Regions from separate parts of the Mus musculus genome. Here region 1 is linked to region 2. A link is a contact called in ENCODE Hi-C or POLR2A ChIA-PET data. All regions are on one chromosome and are shown on one strand. Each heading gives the region's core, a stretch centred on a gene start or an enhancer-like site at or near the end of the contact. The rest is flanking DNA. Distances are from core to core; before and after follow the strand shown.

What was found. A loop is a pair of places that touch in the nucleus more often than their neighbours do. ChIA-PET counts read pairs that join two places held with the same protein, here RNA polymerase II (POLR2A).
Region 1: a loop to region 2 is called in a map of mouse embryonic stem cell, with 2.1 times the contacts of the local background. The contact joins the promoter of Nme9 here to the promoter of Esyt3 in region 2. A Hi-C loop is called at or near these places in 1 of 37 maps with a recorded cell type or tissue (mouse embryonic stem cell). POLR2A ChIA-PET finds 5 or more read pairs at or near these places in 1 of 5 experiments (embryonic stem cell).

The regions. Positions count from the first base shown.
Region 1 is chr9:99,454,771-99,457,529 of GRCm38, forward strand. It overlaps Nme9 (NME/NM23 family member 9), which reads left to right and starts at 1,473. Exons shown (of 10, transcript NM_001165957.1): 1 at 1,473-1,497. The coding sequence starts at 1,473.
Region 2 is chr9:99,357,259-99,359,958 of GRCm38, forward strand. Esyt3 (extended synaptotagmin-like protein 3) reads right to left here and starts at 1,272. Exons shown (of 23, transcript NM_177775.3): 1 at 793-1,272. The coding sequence starts at 1,131.

The sequences.
Region 1 (2,759 bases), core at 223-2,722, 98 kb after region 2:
GTGTGTGTGTGTGTGTGTGTGTGTGTGTGTGCACGCACACACATTTAGGCACACACCTGTACCAGTGCATGTGTCTGCCAGAGGTTGAAGTCAGGATGTCTTTCTCAGTTGCTTCTCTTCCTTGTGAAGTAGGGCCTGTAGCTGGACCTGAATCTCCCCGTTTCATCCCATAGGCCCCTGCATTTGAACGCATGCCCTCAAGCCAATGGTGGCATTATAGTAGGTTCTGGGGCCTTTACGACACGGGACACCTTTGGCACGTATAAGCCAGTCAGGATAGGCATTGAGGGTTCTATAGCTCAGCACCCACTTCCAGACTTGTCTCAGTTTCCTGTCTGCCCAGATGTAACAAGCTAGAAGGACTGGCCAGTGAGCTCCAGGGGCTCCCGGGATCTTCCTGTCTCTATCTCCAGACACACACAGCCATTCTCCACTGTTTACATAGGTGCCAAGGATCCAAACTTAGGTCCTCATACTTGGACAGTAAGCCCTTTATTGAGCCATCTCCCAGTCCCCCTCCCCGCATTCATTGTTCAGGGGTGATGGGATGTCAGATTGATAGTTTACTTTCAGATAACTAAAAAGCACCCCCAAGATATTCTATATATGGTAACTTGCTTTTTAAAAAGATTTATTTATGGGTGCTCTGTGTGTATGGCTGCATGTCAGAGAGGACATCAGATCTCATCATAGTTGGTTGTGAGCTGCCATGTTGTTTATTGGGAATTGAACTCTGGACCTCTGGAGGAGCAGCTAGTGCTCTTAACTGTCGAGCCATCTCTCCATCCCCTATATCATACTTTCAGGTACATGTTATTGTTTTGTAATTTTAAAAATGCTTTAAAATAAAGATGTGCTATATATATATGTATATGTATATATATATGTGTGTGTGTATGTTTATATGTGTGTGTAGCATATATACACATAATAAGGGAGTAGAGGAGAGGGATAATAATATTCATTTCCCTTGTATGCCATATCTCATATATATATATATGTATATGTATATGTATACACACACACACACACACACACACACACACACACACATATATATATATATATATATATATATATATATATATATATATCAGGACTCTTTATAAATAAGAAAAATGTGAGTGAATGGAGAAAAACTCCATAATTTCTGACACTGACTGAACATAGCTACAAAGGGAGCTGTACTATGCTGCTGCTTCTTTTAACACAAAGCAGCCTCCTCTATGATTCCTGCACAAATACATGCAACACTTTTAATGTCTGAGGATGGCACACATTTTTTGTAGGTTAATTATTTTTCCTGTCATATGGGGGGCGGGAGAAAGAAAGAAGATTGCCAACAGAAGTCATTTAGAACTGCATTTGGGAATATTGCAGAGAGAGAGAGAGCCATCTCTGCCCCTACTGACAATGCTTTTGATCCTCTCTGGCCGCAGGTCAACATCAACACCCAGGAGCTTTGGGAAGAAATGCTCGGCTCTAAAGGACTGACTGGTGATTCTAAATGAAGCCACTTCCCCTAAGCCATTCTTTTCGAAACCGTTCAATGATGCATGTGGAGAAGGGGCTACTGTGGGTGGTATTGTTGTAAGCCTGGGTCTCAGTCTCTAGGGCTACATTAGCCAGGGATGGTGGCTTATGCCTATAACCCCAGCGTTTGGGAGCTGGAAGCAGACTGACCAGAGTTCAAGGTCCACACGGCAAGTCTGAGGCTAGCTTGGGCTACCGTGACTCTGTTTCAAAATGTACAAACAGAAAAGGAACCAGCTGACTTCTTTGTGTCTGTGTGCACAGTGGTCCACCTTCTTTGTGTCTTCACTCTCCCGTTCAGTTACCTGCAGAGTCCCACGGAAAATTCCAAAAGTATAAGTACATCATTTTAAAATTTCGTGCCCTCCCTACGTTGTGCGTATCACTTGCTCATTATTCTTTTAGAAACCAGTTATCAAACTGGCTGTCTCAGTCCTTGAAATGCTTGTATCAGCTCCAGTCCCATCCAGCTTCTATTGCCCACTGGTGTCTTGAAGCAGAGTCCCTGAGAATACCAGGTACCGTCCATTGTACTTCATATAGTTGGGCATCAGTAAACTCAGCTCATTGAATGAGTCAGTACTGTCAGGTACAAGGGTTCTTCTCTTGGTTTAGAGCTGATTGCTGTACTCAGTTGCATGACCAGGCACAGAGAACCTTAATAATCTGATGCACAAAAGGAGAATGTTTCTGAAGGGAAAATGGGCTTTCCTGGAACTCCCAGGGTGGAGAATTAGACATCACAGAGAACTAACTGGAACCAACCAGGGACTGCACAATCATTGTCCACAGCTATCTTCTTTGTATCAGTTACCACTGCTGGGTAACACTTTACCCAAGCAATAGTGGCTTAAACACGGGCTACCTTCCAGTACCTGCAGTTCTTGGATGAAGTGCAGTCCAGCTGAGTGCTTCTGGCCCCGGAGGCTTTACCAAGGCTGTTTCTGTGTCATGGATAGATTTTCGCTTCGAGGCAGGCTTGCTTGCTTCCGAGCTCTTTTTATACGGCTGTTGGTGGATCGAGCTCACTCAGTGGTTGCCAGCAGGGTTCACATCCTCACTGGCTGTTGGCCGAAGATGTGATTTCTTGCCATTGGTTTCTGTGTGAGGCTTCTCACATCATGGTAACTTGCTTGCTCCAGACTGGGCACTGAGAGACCACCGCTGTGAGTCAGCCTTTGTTAACTTAGAAGTCAGATCCATACTCTATTGTGCTTATTAGAAGC
Region 2 (2,700 bases), core at 22-2,521:
ATTAATAAGCCATGCTAACGTTCTCTTCTCAATCACAGACAGGTGTGATGCTCATAGATTCAGCTGCGTTTTAGAGTTCAGGCCACACGCAAAACATTCAAGCCAGCCGAAATTAGGAGTCTGGGGGGGCCTCCGCATATCTCCCCTGGGAGTCTGAGATACAAGATACTCAGGGAAGCAGAAGCCTCCAGCTCCAGGGGGCAGATCTGTCACACACTAACCCTCTGAAACGGACTCCTTTGGTCAATGTTTGCGAAACATCCAATCCTAAACGTCCTTGTTCCCCACCCGAGGAATTAAGCTGGGGGTACAGATTTTGTTTTTACGTGAACCAGGTGGGGTTCTCAGGACCAGATGCATTTGAGAAACCATAGCCATGCCAACCGCCACCAGGAAGCGGGTTTGTCTCTGGACTACGAGTGTGCACACGGCCCGCTCAAGCCCATGGCATAAGAAGGGAGAGGACAGTGGTCCACGCAGTATCCCGGCTTGCTCTGCGGAGCACTCCTGCCAGCTCTCGGCTGAAGGCGACCAGAGCCCTGTGCTCCTGTCACTGCTGTATGTGTCTATATACGTGTCACGCCCTTCGCTAGTTCTTAAATCAACAGGCGGGTGGAAGAAGCGCCCTGTTTCCTACGCGAGCAACTTTGCGGAGTCCTGGACGCCCAGTTTTGATCCTGGGTGTGTCCCACCTCCGACTCTTCTCTGAAGCCCGGCCCTTGCGTGAAGACCCGGGAGTACGCCCCAGCTCCCCCCTCGGAAACCCACAGCCCTCCGCCGGGCCCGGCTTACCCAGGCTGGCAAATGCTGGCCCCGCAGCTCACGGCTGATGAACTCGCGCTCGTGCTCCAGGAATTCGAAGGCGGCCTCCAAGCGCCCCAGCTTCCCGCGGCGGTTCCGGCGCCACCACATCCAGAGCAGGGCGCCAAGCAGCAGCCAGGTGACGCTGAGCCCCAGGTAGCCCGCCAGGTAGACCGGTGCCAGGTAGAAAAGGACGCGCGCCACGAAGCTGTAGAGCTCGGGCAGTAGCTGGCCCGACAGGCGCGGTCCGGGGTCCCGCGAGCGCTGGCCTCTCTCCGGGACGTCAGGACCGCCGGGCGCGCTCGGGGCGCAGGGCTCCTCCGGCTGCATCTCGCTGTCGCCGGCTTGTCCTCTCTAGAAGCTTCACCCCAGCTCAGGTTGGTGCACCCCCTATGCCGGCGCACATCTGTCCTCAAGGCACGAGGACTCCGCAGCCGCGCAGCTCCTGCTCCGCCAGCCTCTCCAAGCTCTGAGCTCGGGTTCTACCAGCTCCGGACTGCGGAGTCTGGGCATAAGGCCAGAGGGGTGGAGCTCTGGCAGGCAGGGAAATCCGGAAGTCTCCGCCACCAGGGGCGTGCCCAGGTGAAAAGGGGCGGGGTCAACCCGATGAGGCCTTGAGGGCATCCTGGGATCCCACTGTCTGGCATAAATGTCAACAGAAGGGGTGCAGTTGTCATTTGGGGTGAGCTAAGCGTTACTCTTCACATCAACCCAACACGGGTAAACATCACCTAAAACCTGTTCCTTACACACAGTATCATCTGGACTTTTTGCGGGGTGTCCTAGGCCAGCACTGCGTTGGATCTGACCCAAAGTCTGGGACCACTCCCAGCTGGTCCTTAAAGCCTTGCTTTTCTCTCTTAAACTATTTGTTACTTAAGCCATCTGGACCCAGCTCCCAGCACAGTCAAACTGAGCTTAGGGACCATTCTCTACCCCACCCCCACTCCCATCCTCAGCGTCATTTTAAAAACCCTGTCTGCAGGGGAGTTGGTCAGTGCCTTTCCTTTCTGGGACTGGGAGCGTCCAGGAAACCGGCCATCTTCACTCATAGTCATTTACTCTCTCTTGGTGCACCCAGAGAGGGCAAGCGACCTGCGAATGGAAAAAGAAAGAGGAAGCCAGCCTTGAGGTGCTTCGGAATCTATGAGCCTTCTGCTTTCGTGTCGCCCAGGCCGAACGATCAGACCAAGAGAAGCAAGGCTCCGTAAATTCAGACAGTGACTCACCTTGCGGATGGCACAGATTGTAGGCGCCTATACAGGAGATCACAGAAATGGACGGATGGTGAGACAGAGTCAAGAGGAGAACAGGCCTGATTTGGGGTAATTTCATTCTCTTTCCACAATCGTTGAAAGGCTTAGCCCCATGAACAATCAAAAGATGAGTGTGTTCTCTTTCTTGCACCCTTCCCCGCTTCCTATCTCTTCCTCTGGATAAAATTACTTGCTGCAAGGGGTTGGAGAGATGGCTCCTCGGCTAGAACTCTTACTGCTCAAGCAGAGGACACTAATTCAGGTCCCAGCACATACAAGAGGCTCGCCAAGTTCAAATAACTCCAGCTCCAGGGGATGGTCTTGGATACCACATTCATACATATAATTTTAAATTAAGAATAAATCTCCAAAAACTTATTTATCAGAGTAAGGTTTTACAACAATGGGAATGCTGCCGGAGGTCAGAATACCTGAATCTCCTTCCTCTGCTCTTGGTCATCTTCTTCTCAGGCTACCCTGGGATATCAACCACAAAGCCCCTCCTTCCAAGTGCCTTTGAAGAGTCCGCTGCATTCAAATCTTACTAAAGTTTCTGAGAAGTCCTACAGACAAAGGCTGGTAAACAGAATTTAACCCTATGTTGCTCTAATGATTCCCTATGGAACCCATTCCTCAAGACATT